2 separate regions of the Homo sapiens genome follow, and region 2 is linked to region 1. A link is a loop called in an ENCODE intact Hi-C map of the cell type or tissue named here. Cell type or tissue: IMR-90. All regions are shown on one strand. Links, peaks and the distances in the headings refer to the core of each region. The heading gives the core; the rest is flanking DNA. Region 1 holds the start of LOC105373851 (a long non-coding RNA gene). Region 2 has its middle 15 kb from the start of MIR7845.

Region 1 (10,927 bases), core at 895-8,894:
GACTCAGTCCCAAATTGAGAGAATTTGCCAGGGGTTTGACATGAACCCTGCCTTGTTTGAGCCCAGTTCTCCAAGCCCAGAGCAGGGGTTCTCCAGGATGGAATCCTCTTAGAGACTCCTCAGTGACTGTACCCATCTCCTTTCCATTCTACCCCTCTCTGTATGACCAAGAGAGAATTGTTTTCCCTTTTAGGCATAGCTAACATGGGCAAATGAAACAAATTAGTTTTCATTACTGCAGATAATAAATAAATCTTGTGGTGAAATAAATAATATAATATGTAATAATGGACTGAAAAAATACAGCTCAAAACAGACAAAGCTGGGTAAAAACAGAAACCATCAAAAGTAGAGAAAGCCAGAGAACTATCCAGTCAAGCAATAAAGCAACAACATCTGAGAGGCCTCATGTACTGTCCTGAAGTGACTTTTAGCTACTCACGCTGTGTTAACTGTTGATGAAATGTCATTGAGCTTAAAATAAAATAAGTTTGTAGTCCTAGATAACACTCTGCAAGAGCAAATAATATTAGGCCACTATACACCGATATAAATAAATAACTCATAGCAATGTACCAATATGTCAAGATTTTTCACAGGAGGGAGTATGAAAACTAGCTGGATGGTGTCAGGCTCGTTTAAAAGCTCATTTGCTCCCCTTAGTCACTGTCCTTTCACCTTTACATGGCATCTCTCCTGGTCTCTTGTCGACGTGGTTGTCAAAGCACCAGCTCAATAGTGCTGGTCTGTCAGCAGAGATGTGTTAAATGTAAAGATGGCAGAGTTCCCCACAGAAAGCTACATGCAGACTCTGGAGCCAGCTGAAGTCATGGGGCGTCAGGTGACAATGAGACTATGTCATCAAATGACATGTATCCCTGAGGTGCCCAATGAACTTTACACAGAGTTTTTTTTTTTTTTCCTATTGTATTATTCTGACATCTTGCTAAAAAAAAAGAAAAGAAAGAGGACAGACATTTCTATTCCACAGAAAGGAAAGCTTGGACTCAAAGAAGTTGCCTGAATTGCTCTAGATGACTTTATTTTTTGGGATTTCCTGGTTTCCATAAACAGCCACCCATCTGCCTACCCTCCTTCTCCCACTCACTTCTGACCACAACTGCACCCTGCTGTGTGTTAGGAGGAGCGGATTTGATGTCTCGGAGGCGAGGGGTGTGTCTGAGGTGAATGGGCATGTCTATACCTCCCTACTTTGTTAAATGATTGCAACAGAGATCACCCACGTACTCCCAGCCTGGTTCAGTGCAACACATGTCTAGTTCATTAGATGCAGCCTGTTCAGGCCTCTTCTACCTGCTGAGACTTCACACCCATAAAATCCAGTTAAACCTCTGAGTCACAGGAGGCTGCCCTATCAGAAGACTACACACTTTCCAGCTTCCCAGCTTGGGAGTCACAAGACCTGAGTTCAGATTTCAGCTCTGCCACTTACTGAGGCAAATACTTGTATCCATCTTAATGTCAGGTGGTCATGTTGAGTAACCTCTGATTTCTTATCTAAAGGGGTTTTTTTTTTAGGATAATTGAATGGAAAAACTATCTTAAATTGCTTAGTACAGGAGTCATCAATGTATAGTCTGCCTGCTGCCTGTTATGGAAATAAAGTTTTATTGGAACACAGCTGTGCCCATTCAGCTAAGGCTAGCATTTATGTTTATTGTTGACAGCTGCTTTTTTGCTACAATGTCAGAGATGAGTGGTTTTCCCACATAGTGGGTCTGCACTATGTATGAGTTGCTTACTCCTTTTCTTCTTTCTGTTTGTCCTTACTCTTAACTGTATGCTCCTAATTAGTTGCTCTCTAATTATCCAACCCCTCCCCAGAAACAGACTGACTATACTTTCTTTTAACAGTAATTTGCTGGAGAGTTTCAATTTCACTTTGGGCACTGCTACGTCTTAGTGACAATAAGTAATTCATCTGGGGTGGATGGGGGTGATAGGGTGGGGGTGGGGGTGGGAGGAGGTGAATAGGAAGCATTGTAGCTTCGTACTTTGTGAGTGGACTCAGTGAGGGACAACCACAGACACAGACCCTAGTTCAGTGTCATATCTCTATGTTTCATCAAACAACTACAGGATTTTGTTTGTTTATTGTTAGCAGGAGTACATGGTGTAAGGGCAGGTCGAAACATTTTTTCCCCTAATTTCAGTATGGTTAAAAAAAGTATATTCTCCAATGTATTGTGAGATTGATGTAGTGAAAAGATGCCTGGTAAGAGAAGTCAGAAAATCTAGGTTCAAGTCTGGGTTTATCTTAGTTTTATTATGTTGGTCAAGCCACTTCTGAGTGTCAGTTTCTTCAGAACTAAGACTGAGGGTAATAATACGACTTGATTCCTAGCATGATTCTGAAGCATAAAAGATAATGCAAGTGGAAAACTTTGTGAACTATGAGGCCATCTATAAAATGTGACACATATGTATATAACAGGGTCTGTTTCAGGGGATTTCATTATTTTCTTTTTCTTTATATTTTTATATTTACATCAAACACAGTTTCAGTTTTTACAATAGGTTCTGATATCTGACGAGGCTGATCCCTAAGAACATTTGCATTTTGCTAGTTTTCCTGTTTATAGTTTTGAATGTTTTTAATAAGATAAGCACTAAGCTTAGCAATTCGTCAGTGTTCATTCTAATGACCTTCAAGAAACGTCCCGTTGGATCTTTAGACAGAATTATTTCAGTAAGTTTGAGGAGCCTTGGCATCTTTATGTTGAATTTTTCCATCTAATAAAAATATAACTCTTCCTCTTAATTATTAAAAATATATCCCCCAATCAAGGTTTTAAAACTTTTAATACATTTCTTATTGAGTTTATAAATATTTTATATTTGTCGCTATTTGAATAGCTTTTCTTTTGCTTTATATTATCTATCTGTTTACTGCCAGTATATAGAAATACTGTTGCTTTTTAGGTATTTATCTTATTCCAAGCCACTTTATGACTCTTTTTTAAAATAAAGAAAGCTTTTAGTTAATTCTTTTGACTTTTTCAGATTTATACTTGTGTGATTTTCATGTACTTTAGTACCTTAGTTCACAAAAATTTATTCCTTTTGTGTTTATAACCTACTGCATTAACCAGAGAATCTAAAGTGATAATGATGCTAGCTGATAGTCCCAGCTACTCGGGAGGCTGAGGCACGAGAATCGCTTGAGCCTGGAAGACAGAGGTTGCAGTGAGCCGAGATTGTGCCACTGCACTCCAGCCAGGGCGACACAGCGAGACTCTGTCTCAAAAAAACCCCAAAAAACAAACAAACAAAAACCAGAAACAGTGATAATCATACTAAAGGACATTCTTTGTGTTTGTTTCTGATTTTCAATGTTTGCCAATTAATTATAATCTTTATTTACTTTAAGCCAAGAGCATCTTTATCACATTGAAGGAGCATCCTTCTATTCCTATTGAAATGTTTACTCTGTAATTAGGAAAAGGTGTTGATTTTATCAGATGTGGTATCTATGAAATTATCACATTGGCTAATTATTGTTGTATCAGTGAATACTCAGTGGATTATTTTCTCCTTGGAAATCAATCTCTGTGGTCAGCTGACTGGCTCTGCTAACAGTGACAGATGTGTAAACGGTGCCTTTACGAGTTCAAACATTTCAGGACCAAACTTTTTGCACAAGAAGGTGGTCCAATGCCAGAAGCAAGGGTTGCAGGAGTAGGAATCCCCCCGAGTTTCTCTCCTTGGACACATTTTCCAAAGTTGGCCGCTTTGAACAATCCTTTAAGGTAAGGACAATGGACATGGCAGTTGTTAACACTATGAAGAAAAGACAGTAGAGGAAGGAGCATGGAATATGGGAACAAAAATCAGCTGGCTGCTCAAGAAATGTGAAATTAGAAAGTAGAGAAAGGTGGTGTCTTTGTATATGCTCCTCCCCTCCCCTCAGCCAGGCCTAACAACACCCCAGCCGCACCCCTCCAACCAAGACTCCGCCTTGGACCCTGCTCATGCCTTTGGGCTTAAGACTGGGAGTGGAATTTCAATGCCATGGAACTCGCATTTTAAAATGCCACGCTCAAAAATATCGCCTGAAATGTAGGCAAATGAACTGCTAACATCAGTGTCTATACCGGGCTCTTGCTGGCACTCTGGCCGCGTGTATGACCTTTCAACACGATATTTTAAAAAATGAGCAGCGCTTTCCTCTTCCCCTGGCAGCTCAGAATAGCCCTGTTTCCTTTCCTATAAACAAGTCATATCTCTGGGAATTTCTAAAGCTGAATATTGTCTGCTAAGAAGACATGACTCACGCCATTTCCTGGCAGTTCTCACAAATTCAAGAACACCTCTTGAGGAAAGAATCCCAGACAAGAGTGGCCACAGAGAGCCTCGGATGCCTTCATTTCAAACACAGGAAGCTGAGAGACAAAGGAAAACACTAGGAATCGTCCCTGGCCTCGGCATTCCCCTCTTCTGGACTGAGTTCCTATTGTGGCTGTCAGAGCAGCCAGGGGACGCCCACTGGGAAACTCGTCTGGGCCGGTCTTCAGGCCTTTAGTCACTCACCCACCCCCTCCGTTTGGAAACTCACCTAGCTCAGCTTCCTCCTAATTCTCGGGGTAGAGGTTCTCTGAGGCGGGATTCCCCAAGGAAATTACCAGGAGTTCACGCACACTGGAGCCGTGGGGCTTCCTAGCTGCTTTTAGCAAAAACTCTGTGGCCAAAAAAAATCTCCTTTCTGCATTCTTTTCCCGGCACGTCCTCTCCTCCTCCACCCACTGGCCCTGTCTCTCTAAGTCCCCTCTTCAGTGCCACGTCATTTTCCTCGTATTTGCTAAATAGTCTAGAAACAAAAGAAAAAGTGTTTTACTTGGCTTCTCCCAGCTCAGCCATATAAAAACCTCTGTGTGTATGTGTGTCCCTCTGTGTGTTTATGTGATGCGTATGTCTCTATGTGCTTGGGTGTCGAGCATATGGGAACAATAATGCAAGGGGGTTGCTTGAAGAGATTGGATGAGAAAAGTTGGAAAAATTCTGGGTAATCAGGATGTTGCTGCAGTTATACCTACTTCTTGCTTTCAGTTGTACCTACTTTTTGCGTTCTCATTAATGAAACGTCAAAGGATTGATTTGCATAGGGCTCTGCAAATGCACTGCGGTGGGAAGGTTTAATTCCTGTTGATCCATAGCATGCCCTGATATTGGTCTCATTAGAACCAGAACCCTGGAAGCTGGAAGTATCCATAAGGGCATGATCCAGAGACAATAGTGACTAACATGTATAAAGCATGATGTATGTGTCAGGCATGATGGTATGTACTTCATATGCATTTTCTCATGTGTCACTAGTAAGGAAGCAGGACTGGAGAAGTTAAGTCAATTGTACAAGATTTTTAAAAAGTCATGGCAAAGCTGGAATTTAGACCCGTATCTATTTGGAAACCACAATCTGGTTCTTAGTCACTGTGCCATAGAGCTATCCTAAGAGAGTAAGATGGGATAGGAAGGGAAGGAAAGAAAGACAAGGAAGAAGCAGAGGACAAGTATGTGATTACTACACTGATATAATTGAATGATGTCATTTCTCCCTCAACTCTCTAGGATGACCAACTTATCCAGGTTTGCCTGAGATCTTGGTTTTAGTACTGAAACGTTCACAACCAAGGAACTCCCTCAGTCTTGGGAAAACCTGGACAGTTGGTCATTCCATTGCTTACCATCTGGAAAATCTGCTACAGATCGTGTGGATTGTTAGAAGATAAAGCCCATCCATTTATGACCTGAAGAACCTGGGTTATTGGGGGATACAGTTGAAATCCATGTCATGGATAGCTGTGCGTTATATATATGTTGTTTGTATGCCTCTCACAGAGTTCTTGAAATTTGGAGTCCATAAAAGACATGTAATAGTTGTTGACTTGATTTATAAAGAGCAAGATAGATTATGAGTAAACATCTGTGGGATGAGCACAACTGCAAGTAATAGGGCTTTAGGTAAAACCTAATCCATGAACAGTAAAGATTTTTTTCAATGTAAAGTTGTTTTCTACATGTATGTGCAATTTCTTTCAACAACACTGTATGATACATTTTGACTAGATTTTTTTTTTATGTTAGAGTCTAGGAATATTCACTTTCTATCAATGCTGTGCTCCTGAATGGTTCTATGAAAAAAAAGTGGATTTTTATAAATCATATTTTCTGTGTATTAGGGATGTGAATTCTTTTCCAGAGCCAATATGGCCCCTCACCTGTTTGGTTTTGCAAATGTCAGTTTTAGATATACAGTTAAGATGCTAGCTGCAAGTGGAAAATACCTATGCCAAACACTTGAGGAGCAATAAAGAGTACTACTTTATTGGTGGATCTGGTTCGGCCCTGATAATAGGTTTAATCTTCAACAAAACAACTTCTTATTTTCTCTGGAAATAGAACTGACTTTCTCTCTTCGTATGTCTGTCTCTTTCTCCCTAATCTAAAAACTCCCCTACACAAGCATCTACTTCCTCTTAAGCTTATAAAGTTTCTCAATGCCTCATCTTTCTGATGTGATGTGTTTGGGTTTTGTTTTCTTTTAGAGTTTTCGAAGAACTCCAGGAAGTGGCTGCAGAGCAAAGTAGGATCCTGATACTGGTAAGGAGGCTTCTGCAGTAATGGTCTGGGGGTGACCAAAGTAGTATTGATTACAAGCAAACCTTGAAATATGATCAACCTACAGCTCAGTTCAGCTCAGCTCTCTCCAGTTCCTCCATGGGAGCTTTGTTCTTCCATTTGAAGGGAGTAATTAAGACTGCAGACACCCTCCACAGTAGAAAAAATTTGGTTTCCAGTCACATCAATTTTTGGGACAACCTGTTCCCTCCTCCCAGTTTGTCAAAGGCAAAGGGGAAATCTTGGGATATTTGTGTGTAATAGACACTGCTTGAGACTGAGCAGTCACTCGTCTCTCTCAAGGGTCCTTCCTTGCCTCCCTTTCCCCAAACATTCATATATTTGCTTTAACGACCCCTTCAATTTAAGTCCGGCTGACCCAAGCTGCGGAAGGTTATCTTTCTTTTTTACCTCTCCTTCAGGAGAGAAACAAGGCTGACAAATTTATGGATTTTGGTTATTTCTTTAATAAATTACTCCCTGGGATGTGATTCCAGGAAAAAGATGCTTTAGAGGATAAATGTCTTAGAGAAAGTGGTGACTAGGCAGAATTATGCACTGTGGTGAAAGATACTCCACACTCCACGTTAGGCACTTCTAGGAGACTAGACATTGTCAGAGAAATACCCACAGAAGTGTACATGTGTTGGTAAAATGTCTTCCATGGACATTATAGTCATACATCACCTAATGATGAGAATACGTTCTGAGAAATGCATCATTAGGCGATTTCATCGTTGTGCGAACATTAGAATGCATTTACACAAACCTACGTGATACAGCCTTCAACACACCTAGGCTGTGTCATCTAGCCAATTGCTCCTGGGCTGGTTACAAACCTGTGCAGTATGTTACTGTACTGAACATTGTAGGCAATTGTAACACAATAGTAAGTATTTGTGTATCTAAACACAGAGAAGGTACAGTAAAACATGGTGTTATAATCACATGTGGTCTATCATTGACCTAAACAGCATTATGCAGTGCATGACTATACTTTAGGATAAAGAGAGAAACACTTTTTTTTTCTCTACCATTCCTGCTTGTTTAGTGTTTCAAACAGAACAAATAGTGCTGAAACAACCTGGAGAACTTGTCAGTCATTTTTGAGTATCTAAAATATTTTTTAGGAGAACAGTTCCCGCCACTTCTTTTTATGACATTCTTTTTTTTCTGTTGAGGGAACAGGAAGCAATGCCTTTGAGTATTTCATAGGGTGTGGAAGGAGAAAGGAGTCTTTCTGTTGTGCTACAATTCCTCATTTTTCGAGATAAGGAAACTGAGTCCAAGAAAAGTAAAGGAAGTCACCATAGATCCTACAGTGCGTTTGCACGCATGACCCAGGCCAAAGCTCAGTTTCCCTTTTTGGCGCTCTATAATTACATGGGAATTACCTTCAGATGATGTGTTTCAAGCCCTGGAACCACATGGATCAGCCCCTCCCTCTCCCTGTGCTATAGCTCATTGCTCACCTGTGCTTTGTTCTGTGCTGGCCCCGATATAGTTGGTTTGCCAAGCTGCCCCTGCGCTACTCAGAGAGCATTAGTCACGAGCTCCTGTCTCAAGGGCACTGATTCATTTCTAGACGTGATTGCATCAGTGTGCATGTGTGTCCTTTGTGAGAGATATGAGTCCATGTTGCATGTGTGGGAGTTTGCCAGAATTACAACCTTCTGCCCCTTCCTTGCCATGGCTAAAGAATAAAGCAAAGAAGAAAGAGACATCCACTTGGGGCTTTTTACAGACTAGAGGTCCTGTTTTCTTAAAGGTTATAAATGCTGCTGTAGGAAATGTTAAGAATTAAAATCATGATTACATTAGGCATCTGCTTTGCTTTCCGGTGATCCTAACTAGCATTTGGAGTCAGTGAATAAAGTGAAGGCGGCATTTTAACTGTCTCCTTGCAAAAGTGGCTGGGCAAGGATACTCAGGCTTGTTGGGAAAGTGCATAGAGATCTCAAGATAAAAGGTTTTACTTGAGGGAAAGGTTATTGTTATTATTTTGAACTTTCAGAGTGGTTTCCTTTTTGCATATTTATGATATTAATATAATCTTAATAGAAGGCTTAATGTGCAAGTTGCTAAGCACATTGCCCAATGGAAAAAAATAAATTATACAACTACTGCAATGATAAGGCAGTTTTCTACTACATTTAATTATCTCTTTCTCAAATGGAGAGACTGCAGAAATCTTAAAAGCATACTGGAAAAGTTTCAATAATAAAATAGTCTAATTTTAAGATTTAAGTTTCAGGTAAATACCAAGTGATACAGGCCTTTACAAAATATAAAATAAAATAAAGTGAGATGAAAAATTTTCATGATTGTTTGATATCTCTTACTACTGGAGAAACTGGATGTTGAAATGGACAAGACTGAAAACAAACAGATATATTCTTCAAAACAGTGTGTGAAAGAAGCAAAGGATTTGGAGCTCTTTAATGAAATAAATCTGAATTTGGCCTAAACCTATTTTAGCACTAGGCTTTGATGTAGTTTTGCACTGTACATAACTTAAACGGAAAAGTGTGGGCACCATTCTTCTTAAATAGTTGAAACTGTGGCTTTGGCCCTGTAGATCATGTTTTATCAATTCATAAGAAACAGAGATGAGACCCACTGTGTTATTGGATTGAGGTATATTGTATAAGCAGTTTCCTGCTATGTAGGTCAGTTTCTTAACAATCATGTGAATTGATTCAGCTACGTATTTACAATCTCCAGCTTTTGCAAGGTCCTCATGGCAGCCCATATCCTATGCTTCTTTATTCCAAGAGAATGTTAAAAATTTTCACCATTCTCACTCTGAACAACCTTACATTTGGCTCATGATATTACTTTCTAATTCACAGAAAGAAGTATAGCTTGTCAGGGAGGAACTCCCTCAATTTCTCCCTTCCCACCCCAGAAACACTGACAGCCATACCCCTCCTTTCTTCCTTCTTTCCCTTCAAAATCCTCCTGTGTCCAGATCTGGCCCCTCCACCTGTGCTTTGGGCTACATCACTCCCACTCCCATCTCTTCAGGAGGTTTGCTCTTTGTATTCAGTGTTTTCAATCACTCTTTCTCTATTGCTTTCTTGTTCTCAGCACATAAACATACTTAATTCTCTCCCATCTTAAACATATTTATATGCATTTTCCTTAACCTAGGGTATCCTAGCTACTATCAAGTCTCCTCTCCACGTACACACAGCATAGTTTATACTTATTACTTCTACTCCCTTATCTTTCATTTATTACTCAATTTAGTCCCATCTTACTTCCACCCCTACCACTCCCCAGGAAATGCTCTCACCAAGGCCATCCAGCATCTCGTAAACTCTAAGTTCAACAGCCTTTTGTTAGGCTTCAGATGGCTTGACTTTAAGGTAAATACTTCAGTCATCTTTGACTCCTCCCTTTCTCTCACTTCCCACATCTGGTCCCACAGCAAATTGTGTCAGCTTTACTTTGAAAATCTGTCTGGAGTTTAACTACTTCTCACCATCCCACTGCCACCTGGTCCAAGTTACTATCATTCTTGCCTGAATTACTGCAATGGTTTCTTAACTTGTCTCACTGCTTCTGCCCTCACCCTCCTCCACCCTGTTATCAACCCACAACCAAAGTTGAGGGCTTAAATTAGATAATGCTATTTCCTCTCCTAACACCCTCCAATAACTTCCCATCTCAGAGTAAAAGCTAAAGTTCTGACTATAACGCACAGGGTTCTACATGATCCTCCCCTTCTGCCTGTTTTCATCTTCTGTTATTCCTCTACTTCCCCAGAGCCAGGACTAGCTCAAGGCCAGAGAGATGCCTAGGGTGCGAGATGAAAGAATTAAGAAGGTGCTTACTCTCAGGGGTCGGCTGCACTATCAACAACTTCTTAAAATCGCGCTTCTTGACGTTCTCCTTTGCTTGCTTCTGTTGCCCGGTTTTCCTTCAGCAACTTTGACTTTCTCCTTAATTCCACATCTCCCACCCTCATCTAAGCAGCATGGTGTAGTCATGGTATTGTTAGATTTTTGCAGTGCAGATACAGAGTTATATTGCTTGAGTTCACCTTTTGCTTCTAGAACCATGTGGCCACAGATAAATTATTTAAACTTTCTAAGCCTCAGTTTCCCCATTTGCAAAATTTTAATCATACTGCCTACCCCATAGTGTTGTTATGAAATTTAAATAAGTTTAAATTAAATCACATAAGCATTTAGTGCAATACTAAGCACATAGTAAATGTATAATAAACATTATAATTAGTAATTATTTTTAGTAGTATTAATATTACTCTTGTACCTGTCCCCTT
Region 2 (10,927 bases), core at 1,478-9,477, 150 kb after region 1:
ACATTTAAAAAGTATTTGATAGAACTTGGTGATAGGAGGTGGGGCAGTTAGGGACTAGCAGGAATTTAGGATGAGAGGCTCATTCAGTTGGGCTTATGTTTTACTGAGGTCAATTCCAAAAGGAAGGAAAGAAAAATCCAGCCAAATAACCTTTAATGGACTAAGTCTTCTTTCATAAGTCAGTTTGCACAACTTCTTCACAGGAATCAGATTTTAAATATCATAACTGAAGAGAAAAAAAACAGCAAGAGGAGTTTACCTTTATGGTGGAATGACACTAATCTTTCATGCTTTCAAATTTCTTGAAATTTCCTTCGTATGCATTATCTTATTTGCTGTTCACAGTAAAACTGTGTATTGGCTAAGCCAGTTTTTATGAAAATATAAGCAGTGAGAAAAAGTAAGATAGTATGTCAGTTAGTAGATTTTTTTATGGACATTGTGACAGAGGACACAACTTAAACTGGCTTTTTTTTTTTTTTTTTTTTTTTTGAGACAGAGTTTTGCTCTTGTTGCCCAGGCTGGAGTGCAATGGCACGATCTCGGCTCACTGCAACCTCCGCCCCCTGGGTTCAAGTGATTCTCCTGCCTCAGCCTCCCGAGTAGCTGGAAACACAGGTGCCTGCCACCGCGTCCGGCTAATTTTTTGTATTTTTAGTAGAGATGGAGTTTCACCATGTTGGCCAGGCTAGTCTCAAACTCCTGACCTCAGGTGATCCACCTGCCTCAGCCTCCCAAACTGCTGGGATTACAGGTGTGAGCCACCGCACCTGGCAAAAGGGTTTTGTTTCTAAAGGTACAAGAACAGGTACAGCTTCGGGTCAGTGTGATTCAGCCCTCAACAAAGCCACCAGGATCCATTTCTTGGCTCTGCTTCATTGCTTCTCATAGGCTGGCTCATTCTCAGACTGTACGTGATATGGTTCAGTGGCTTTAGGCTCCAAGCATGACAACACCCAACACTCAGATTGATGGAGCTAGAGCAAGTCTCTTCAGGCAGCGTCTAGGAAAGTTCTGAAATTCACTCTGATTGGCTGCCCATCTCTGAATCAACCACGTAACCCAAGGAAATAGGAACTGCTGATGGGTCAGGGTCGGTTCACATGCTTCATACCTGGAGCTGAGAAGACATCAACTCCATCCTGGAGCTCATGGGCTGTGACTAGAGCAGACGGAGTTCTCAGAGGAAAGTCAGAGTACAGTTATCAAAGCAAGCAGTTACAGATGCTAGATGACCAAAATCCAATAACTGCCCAGTAAAAATATTATACTAAAATCTAGGAACATGTGGCTGATGGACAGTCATTACCAGGAAAAAAAAGTTGTTAGGTCTAAATGTAAAAATTGAGGCAAAGAAAGTGCCCGAGCTAGAATTAGAACCCTGACTACCTGAATATTAGATCGGTTAGTGCCACTTCTACCCTACCGCTGCTGAGGGGGGAGGTGAACAGTCTCTCAGGTTGCAGACAGTGGATGGTTTCCCTCCCTCTATCTTCTCATTTCATGGTGGAGCTGAATCATCCTATGTTCTACATGCTGACAGTGGAAGGTTATGACCATACCCATATCCTGTTGTCTCTGAGTCTCCTGTGGTGCAGAGATCCCTGAGACTTGTAGAACAGAACCTGAGTGGAAAGTGGGAGGGGGATTGGGGGTGGTTCCCACGAATCAAGCAGCAACCTGGAGACAAGGAACACCTGCAACCTCAGCAGTGGATCAGAACGGCTGACTGAGCAATGGACATACTGTGCATCTTTCATTAGTGCTGAGACCAACTTCTAGCTTGGAGTCCCATGAAAGGGAAACTTAGCCCTAACACCACAACAAGGAGCACAGTGTCAAGTGGGGACATTGCAGCAGAGTTGCCGCAAAGACTCTGAAGTGCTATGGGAAGGGATATTTCCTAGGAGGGGTTAAAGGGATTCTCCTTAAGAAGGGGGCTGGGGGAATCTGAGTAAGAGGTGGGGGAAAGCAGCCAAAGCATGATACTTAGTCATAGCATCACAAGAATTTGACTCAGAGTTCCTACAAGGTTGTCCTAAAATGCCCTGGTTCAGGTGGGTCAGCTTTGAAAGCACCCAAATTACCCCGTTTTCTGTACTATGTTTAAAGGCAATTTGAAAGAAAGACCCCTAATTTGGAAACATGTGCTAAGGCTAAATCACTTTTTCAACTGAAAATTCTTTTTTATGTATTGTTACACTCCATTTTCTGTCTTGTGTTTTTTGTTGTTGTTGTTATTTGTTTCTTTTTTCTTTTTCTTTCTTTTTTTTTTTTTTTTGAGACAGAGTCTCGCTCTGTCCCCAGGCTAGAGTGTAGTGGCGCGATCTAGGCTCACTGCCACCTCTGCCTCCCAGGTTCAAGCAATTCTCTTGCCTCAGCCTCCTGAGTAGCTGGGATTATAGGCGCCCACCACCACACCCAGCGACTTTTTGTATTTTTAGTAGAGATGGGGTTTCGTCATGTTGGCCAGGCTGCTCTTGAACTCCTGACCTCAGGTGATCTGCCTCCCTCGGCCTCCCAAAGTGCTGGGATTACAGGCGTGAGCCACCGCACCCCAGCCCATTTCCTGAATTTCAGGGGGAGTGAATTAATTCTAATATAGAGAGTGGGTAAAAGGACCAATTTTTTCATTACTATTTGACTTCATATCATCTTGCTTTGCAATGCCCTGGTTTTTACATCTATAAATCAGAAATGATAAGCAACCTGCTTTATAGGAATGCAATGAAGATAAGGAGATACAATATAAAAATATACATTGAGTCAGAAAGACAGATAACACTATTTAAACCAGTGTATTCTTATAATCCTCATTATTACTAAGAATGATGTTAACAGTTATGATAAAAAGTCAACATGCAGAAAGAAGAGAATAAAGTAATTTCTAGTTTGGGCCAAGATGTACTCTGTAGACATGAATTTTTAAAAGATGAGTGGTTAACACTTAGCATTTGATTCTGTGCTTGTTATAAGTGAGCAACTGAGAATTTCTATCTTTTGGAGAGAGAGAGAGAGAGAGAGAGAGAGTGTGTGTGTGTGTGTGTGTGTGTGTGTGTGTGTGTGTGTTATACAGGGAACAAGCATTATTTTGCATTTGAGGTCAAAACTGGAGAAATCAGGGAGACGTCAAGTTTTGTTCATTAACTTTCATACCTTTCTAACAACAGCCCCCAGATTAAACCAATCTTCTACTGTCAAATTTGGGGACATTTTCTTTAGTGGATGGTCATAAATCTTGAGGGGAATATTGCTCACTTCTTTTAAGAATTAATGGTGATTCCTAGGTGGGAGTATGGAGTCATGTATCATACCCTGAAGCATTATGTTTTTCCCAGCAGAGATGCTCAATAGAAGTCTGGAAGCTTTTGCGGCTGCCAGCAATTTCATGGTTACTGTCCGAAGCAGAAAGGGCACATCATCAAATTCTTCCTTCTAATGCAATTTTGCCTTCCTGGAATTTGTACTATTTTTCTTACATGGATAGGGAATTTTTTTTGAGAGTGCACAGTCATGTTAAAGTAAATACCCTGGAGAAATACTTTCAATTAAAATTCAGAAGTTTTAAAATCCAGGCTAGAAAGGATTTCCCTGACCTACAAAACCTAATAAGATATTTTTTCTTTCCATTTTCTCCCTCCTCATTCCCCTAAGTGTGTGGAGCTGTCCTGCTTTCTTACCTGGTGGCCCCATTTAGCTTTGCCTTCTAGACATTTAAGTCAGAAAATGGCTTTAAAGAATGTTTTGAGAAAACTTGACATACTGATCTACTCTCAACTCAATGATTTTCTTTTTTTTGAGTGGAAAAGAGAAAGAAACCACAGAAGCAAAGCAATAATAAAATCTTTTAGTCAAGTAAGAAAAATTTGACCAGGAGATACAGAGATAGTATTTGTGGTGATTGAGGCAGTTAATACCAGAAAAGTTTAGAAAGCAGAGATTTTGAGGCCCGAAGGGAGGGGAGTCAAACAGGCAGCAAGTCGACGTGGAGCAAGATAGTCTTATGTTGGAGAGTGGCCCTCTCCTCTGTGGGGCCTGGGCCTGGCATTTCATCTCTCGGTTGGGCTATGAATGCCTAGGTTGCAGAATTTCTTAGTGAGTTTTGCACATTATATATGCAACACACCTATGCAATATGAGTACAGTGCCTCAAACCTAGGTACTCAGTTATTTAGAGTTACCATTGTAAAATATTAAATGCCTGGGTATGAAAGAATGAAAATCTCTTCCTCTCTCAATGTGTTCTCGGGATTATGGCTTTAAAAAATAGCTGTTCAACTAAAACTAATTAAAACTTCCAGGTTAGAACCTAGAAGCAGACATACAACGACTAAAATGAGTGCAAGAGGATAATGGTGTCCATTAGAGATTATTCTTACTCAGAGGCAGGGCTAGGACTAGGGAGAGGCAAGAGAAGCATCCAGGGTGAACACTTAAGAGGCACCCAGCTTCAGGGCCTGCAGGCACTAAGCCTGAGCTTGCACAACACTGAGAGTGCGACTCCATGCCCTACCCTAGGCCCTGTCCTGTTCAAAGGACATCCTACCTGGCTCATTGGCAGGATATCTTGCCCCGTCCCCAATGGTTTCTTTCACACTCGCAATACCTGGAGACAAAACAGCCACCATTGTCAGACTTCTTTGACTTTCCAAACAAACTCCAGAAAGATCATTACAGGACCCAGCATGAGAAGGGAAACCGAGGTGCATTGAAAGCAATAAAATTTAACCGCAGAGATGATTTCATGTTCAATCATCAAAATACACAGAGGGACTTGCTAAAATGTCCACCGTTGAGGGTAACAACCCATGACCTTATTCTTTCTCACACCAGCCTTAGTATATATAAATGCTAAGAATAGCAAACAGGATCTTTTTTATTGGCTTTTCAAGAACAACATTGGGGCCTGGAAGACACCAGTCACCTTCAAAAACAAGCAACAATAGGAAGCTTGAAGCTGTTGGTGCACAGCTTTCAACATACACACTTTTTAAAAAATAATTTCAACTTAAAAATTTTAGATTTAGGAGGTACATGTGTGGGTTTGTTACATGGGTATATTGCATGATGCTGAGGTTTGCGGTACGATTGATCCCATCACCCAGGTACTGAGCATAGTTGCCAATTGGTGGTTGTTTTTAACCCTTGTTCCACTCCCTTCCTCTCCATTCGAGTAGTCCCTACTGACTATTGTTGCCCTCTTTAGTCTATGAGCAGCCAATGTTTAGCTCCCCCTTATAAGTGAGAACATGTGGTATTTGGTTTTCTGTTCCTGCATTAACTTGCTTAGGATAGTGGCCTCCAGCAGCATCTATGTTGTTGTAAAAGACATGATTGCATTCTTTTTATGGCTGTATAGTATTTCACAGTGAACATATTTTTCTTAGACATTGTTTTCAAAACATTTCATTGCTTGATTTGCTCAACCCCATTCTCCATCTAAATCATTTGTAAACATAGCCTGATAATTACTTTGGATTAATTGGTATTATTTGATAAAATCATACAAAGCTAGATTTTTGAGAATGGTAATATGTTAGGAATGTGTTTGGCTATGAGTAACAGAAAACCCAACTACATGACTTTTAGCATAGGGGTTTATTTTTCTTATGTAACAAGATATCCAGACTCAGGCAGTTTCTGGTATAGGTTCAGTTCCTTAGTTCTCTGGGTCATTCTCTCATAATAATGACATGGCTGGGTAGCTCCAACTACTGAGGCAGTATATAAGGCAGAGAGAAGGAGGGGCAGTGGAAGGAAGGCACACCATGGTTGTCCCCTTTTACAAAGAAAGCAAAAGCTTCCCCAGCAACCCATACCAGCCCCCCTCATTATGGGTTGAGTGTTGTCCTCTCCAAAGCCAGATATGTTTTTCCCAACCTCCAGTACCTCTGAATCAGCATAGTTTTTGTTCTTTGTGAATCTGAACTTACTTGGAGATAGGTCTTTACAGAGGTAATCAAATTAAAAGGGTGACGGTCATTGGGGTGGACCCTAACCCAATATAAAAAAGGGAAATGTGGACACAGAGACATGCATACTAGGAGAGAACCATGTGAATGAGAAGCATGCATCTACAAGCCAGGGAGAGAGGCCTGGAGTAGATCCTTCCCTCAGAGCCAAGCTTACAAACATCTTGATTTCAGACTTCTAGCCTCCAGAACTATGGGACAATACATTGCCTTTCCAGAAGCCACCCAGGTTTTGGTACTTTGCAATGGCAGCCCCAGAAAACTAATGCATACCAGAAGACTTGTTTTCATACATTATTAGCCAGAACTGTGCCCCTGGCTTCCCTGACTACAAGGGAGGCCAGGCAAGTATATATTTAACTGAACATATTTCAATCAGAGCATTAGGATTCTGGTAGCAAAGAAAAAAAGTGGGGGAAGGGCGTAAATAATCAAGAGCATTTTCCACCAGGGAGAAAACGCTTGCACTTAATGAGTGGCCACAGGATGGGTAGCTCTCCCTCCAACACTAATCAGATTTGAAGTAACAGCATGTTGGGGATAAAGTTAGGCAGTAGAAAGAGTGCAAGGGGTTTGGGGACTAGCACTCACTTTGCCGCAACTTCCTACGTGGTTTCACACAAGTTGCTTTAACCTCCAAGCCTCAGCTTTTTTAATCTGATAAATGGGATTAATAATCTATGCTCTTAGCATTTTAATAGAGCTTTTTTTTTTTTTTTTTTTTTTTTTTCCAGACGGAGTCTCACTCTGTCACCAGGCTGGAGTGCAGTGGCACGATCTCGGCTCACTGCAACCTCCACCTCCTGGATTCAAGCAGTTCTCCTGCCTCAGCCTCCCGAGTAGCTGAGACTACAGGCACGCATCACCATACCCAGCTAATTTTTGTATTTTTAGTAGAGACGGGGTTTCATCATGTTAGCCACGACAGTCTCGATCTCTTGACCTCGTAATCCACCTGCCTTGGCCTCTCAAAGTGCTGGGATTACAGATGTGAGCCACCGTGCCCGGCCAATTTTTATTATTTTTGGTTTTTTTTTTTTTTTTTTTTTTTTTTTTTGAGATGGAGTCTCACTCTGTTGCCCAGGCTGGAGTGCAGTGGCACAGTCTTGGCTCACTGCAACCTCCGCCTCCCAGGTTCAAGTGATTCTCCTGCCTCAGCCTCATGAGTAGCTGGGACTATATGTGCCTGCCACCACGCCCAGCTAATTTTTGTATTTTTAGTAGAGATGGGGTTTCACCATATTGGCCAGGCTGGTCTCAAACTCCTGACGTTGTGATCCTCCCACCTTGGCTTCCAAAAGTGCTGGGATTACAGGAGGGCAGTTTTTAAAAGGGTTTATCATTCTAGTGTTGTCTATCTACACTGCCCTCTGAGATCTGATGGGGTAAAGCAAAGGATACCAACTAAGCTTGCAGGCTTTGGAGTCACCTCACCTGTTCCTATCACTTAGATGTTGTGTGGTCCAGGATCAGTTACTTAACATCTCTGTGCCACAGTTTTCTTATATGTGTATAATAGGTATATGATTAGTAGCTAAATGAGACAGTTGTGAGCATGAAATAATATATGTAAAGCATTCAGAACAGTGCCTGGCACATAGCAAACTTTATATATGTTAGCTGTTATTATCAGGCCTATCCAATTTATAAGTGATATGGAATCGAGAAGGATAGCAAATGTTTTAGACCATAAAATCAAGAATCTAAAAAAGATTTTGACAGAAAGGAAATGAGCCAAATATAAAAAGATGAAGTTTAATAAGTACACATAAAGGTCCTGTCTTGGGGTAAAATAGCAAGAATGAGGGAGGCCTATAGGTTTTTAGTTTATTATAAATTTAATATAAGTTAACCATGAGATGCACTTACAAAACAAAATTAGATTTAGGTTGCCTTGATAGAAACACAGTATTGGAAACAAAGGAAAATAGAACCCAACTCTGTCTCTGCACTGGTTGGACCACACTTGAAATAATAGATTTCCTTCTAGTATTCCTCACAGCAGCCCCTGAAAATTGATAATTGCCTTCACGTTCTTTAAGGGCTGGTATATGAAAAAGAAAAGAGATGTATTTTGGGGATGCTACAGAAGACAGAACATCCCCAATATGAATAAAGTAGAGGTCTGCTGGACTACAGCTCAGTCTTAGATGACTATGAGCCACCTGGAAATGGAATGGCCTCCTTCAGGTGGGTTGCATGGGGGCCCCTGCTCACCTAAATGCTTAAGCCATAGCTGGTGGGATAATTCGTGGTGAAGGATGTTGCCAAGCAGACCAACAAGTAGGCATCCCTACTGCTTTGAGGAAGGGGTAGGTACTCCCACAGAAGTCACATGTTGGTTGCCCATTGGCCAAATTTGGTCTGCTATTGTGTAGTTTTTGTTCTATGTGAAATATTTTTTTTTTCTTGTATATCTGGATTCCTTGTCAAAATTTAAAAATCAGGAGATTTCACACAAAAAAAATTCTTTTTCTTTTTTTTTGCTTTCTTTGAAAGATAAGATGATCTAGCAGCACATGGTGGATCTGTATTGTCACAGATGGCTGGAGTTGAGCAGTAGCCATCACCTTTAAATGGAATGTGCGTCCTCCAATTATCCAACATCCTCACCTGGCCCACCTTACTCATTGAGGTTACCTGTCTGGTCCATAAGCATTTGAGTTTGTGATTCACATGCCGGTCTCTAGGGGCTTCCCTTACCCTGAGGGTCTAGACATTTCCTTAGTTTTGTCCTGCAAACATTAGGAGAAATTAGTTAAATCTGTGGAAGTGTGGGTAAAATTCAGATACATGTAGAGACTGGGGATGTGTTACAGAATAACTGCAAGTTTTAGAAAACACTGACATAGCAAATGTTTAAAGCTAAGTCTACATTAAGGAGCAAAAAACATTAAAAAATTTTATTTGAATTTTGGTTGCAATCTACATGTTCTAAATATATATGGTTCTTGCTGATATCTCCCTAATCTTTGAACCCGTTCCATTCTTCATAAGTCATCATGGATCCTTGCATTGTATTTATTGATGGATGGATGGACAAATGGATAGAAATCATGCAGGAAGGATGGAGAACATAGAGAAAAATGTAACCAAATGAGTACTATTGTTTCTTTCTGTGACATATGATCATGTAATAAGTGTGTATTAAGTATTCTGTGTCAAGCATGGTGCCAGGTTTTAGGGGATGCAAAAAAGGAGTAAAAAACACAGACATGTTCTGAGGACCTTGTTACTTTTGCCCTTATTGTTAGTTTCAGCTTAAAAGTTAGGACTCTAAAATTTGAAATCCAGGCTCATTGGGTTCAAATCCAGGCTGTACTCCTTCTGTGCTCTGTAATTTTGAGCAATTTACTTAACCGCTTAATAAAATAAGGATGATGCCAATAATATCTATTTCCTGATGTTGTTTGGAGGATTAAATGAGAGAATCATGTAAGAGCATTTAGTACAGCACTCAGCACTTAGTGAGCATTCAATAAATTATTCTAAACTAGCTTCCTTCAATACCTGCAGAAGGAACATCAAAATGAGAAAAGAAGGTTCATTTGTGTGGACACACAGACACACACACACACACACACACACCCTCACTCAAAACTGGTCTTACTTTCACACTTCTTTTCCCTTTCCTCCTTCTCCCCTTTATCTGCTGCCTCCTCCACCTCTTTTCTCTATGACTTCAAAGTTAATTTTTTTAACAATTTATCATCAACTTTTTAAACATATAGCAATGTTGAAAATTTTTTCCAGTAAATAACCATAAATAGGTGAGATTCTGTGCTCTAGGGGCATTGATTCACACTAAGCAAAGTTACAAGGAGCTAGAATAACAATGTATATCTACTATATTTCTTTCTCCCTTATCCTCTGGTATTTGACTTCTGTCTTTTATTTAATACTTTTTTTTTGTATTGTAGTTCCTGTATTTTATTGTATTTGTTCATACTTCCTCTCTGGAATAAAAGAAATAAGAAACAAGTATGTAAATAAATAAAAATAGATACTATGTGTTTACAAAGGGAAATCTCATATAAGTCAGTTCATTCAAAAGAGGAAATCACAGATCAGAAGGTTGCTATGGTAAAGACAAATCAAAAAGGGGAAATTCTAGGTTGTCAAATACTTAGTAAAGCTACTAAAGTAGATCTGTTTCCATTCTAAATTATCTTTAAAGGTCACTTAGGACAACAGTTACCCCAGGGCAGTGTGGAAGAAAGTTATATTTAACCAGTCCTTACTCTTTAGCTTTCCTTTGGCTAATGCTGTTACTAGTTCACAAAAAGGCCTGTTATTATATCACCTTTTGAAATGTTACAATATTCAAGATTATAGTTTCCCTTAAAATGTGATAAATGTAACAGTAACTGTTTCTTAATAGATTGAGAAGTGCCTTAAATTCTGAAAAATATATTACTCTAAATCCCTCTGTAAAGTGGGTTCTTTGAGAACATCTCATATTCTTTGGGTAGATTTTGGTAATTTTAATTATGAAAATTTTTCTACGTGCGTTAGAACTTCTATATTCTTTCAAGCACATTTGATATCATTTGAGCTAATATCATCTGCTCCTGTTTAGGCCAAGCTGACAGAATCCAGCACGAACAATATGGTGTCCAAACAATACTATAGAAAGCAATATTATTTTAAAATTTTATTAAAGATATTTTGTATGTTCTTTAATAAATTGTTTTTTAAAATAATAGTTTTGAACATGTAGAAAGGACAAAACAAAAGAGGATTGCTTTAACATGAATATTCCTCAAAGATTGAAAATTGATATCACAGAAAAGGAAAGGATTGGGGCTTATATGTGGCACAACGAGAGCTGGGTGGAATTTCCCATTTGGACAAATTGGGTAAGAGGAGTAAGCCTCTCTGAGTTATGCTACCTTTTGGTCTTCATCAAATGAGATTGCACTGGCTTCCCAAATAATGACCAAAGGGAGGCAGAG

The links. A loop is a pair of places that touch in the nucleus more often than their neighbours do. Peaks named below come from ENCODE experiments on the same cell type or tissue, not always from the same donor. Only the 100,000 strongest peaks of a DNase experiment are listed, where the experiment ranks them.
Region 2: it touches region 1 in a loop (2.5-fold over the local background); 4 of 110 quality-filtered maps call a loop at or near these places.

What each region holds. Positions count from the first base shown.
Region 1 is chr2:207,328,332-207,339,258 of GRCh38, reverse strand. It overlaps LOC105373851 (a long non-coding RNA gene), which reads right to left and starts at 4,899. Exons shown (of 4, transcript XR_923809.3): 1 at 4,577-4,899. RefSeq lists enhancers at 4,277-4,686, 4,947-4,996, 8,174-8,353. In IMR-90, for the core only: no CTCF peak of the experiment used is centred there; DNase peaks (open chromatin) are centred at 1,418, 4,358 and 8,228; H3K4me3 peaks cover 1,265 bases; H3K27ac peaks cover 2,870 bases.
Region 2 is chr2:207,175,595-207,186,521 of GRCh38, reverse strand. No RefSeq gene overlaps it. Among named protein-coding and RNA genes, the nearest start is that of MIR7845, 15 kb to the right of the region's middle. In IMR-90, for the core only: no CTCF peak of the experiment used is centred there; DNase peaks (open chromatin) are centred at 1,971 and 5,621; H3K27ac peaks cover 735 bases.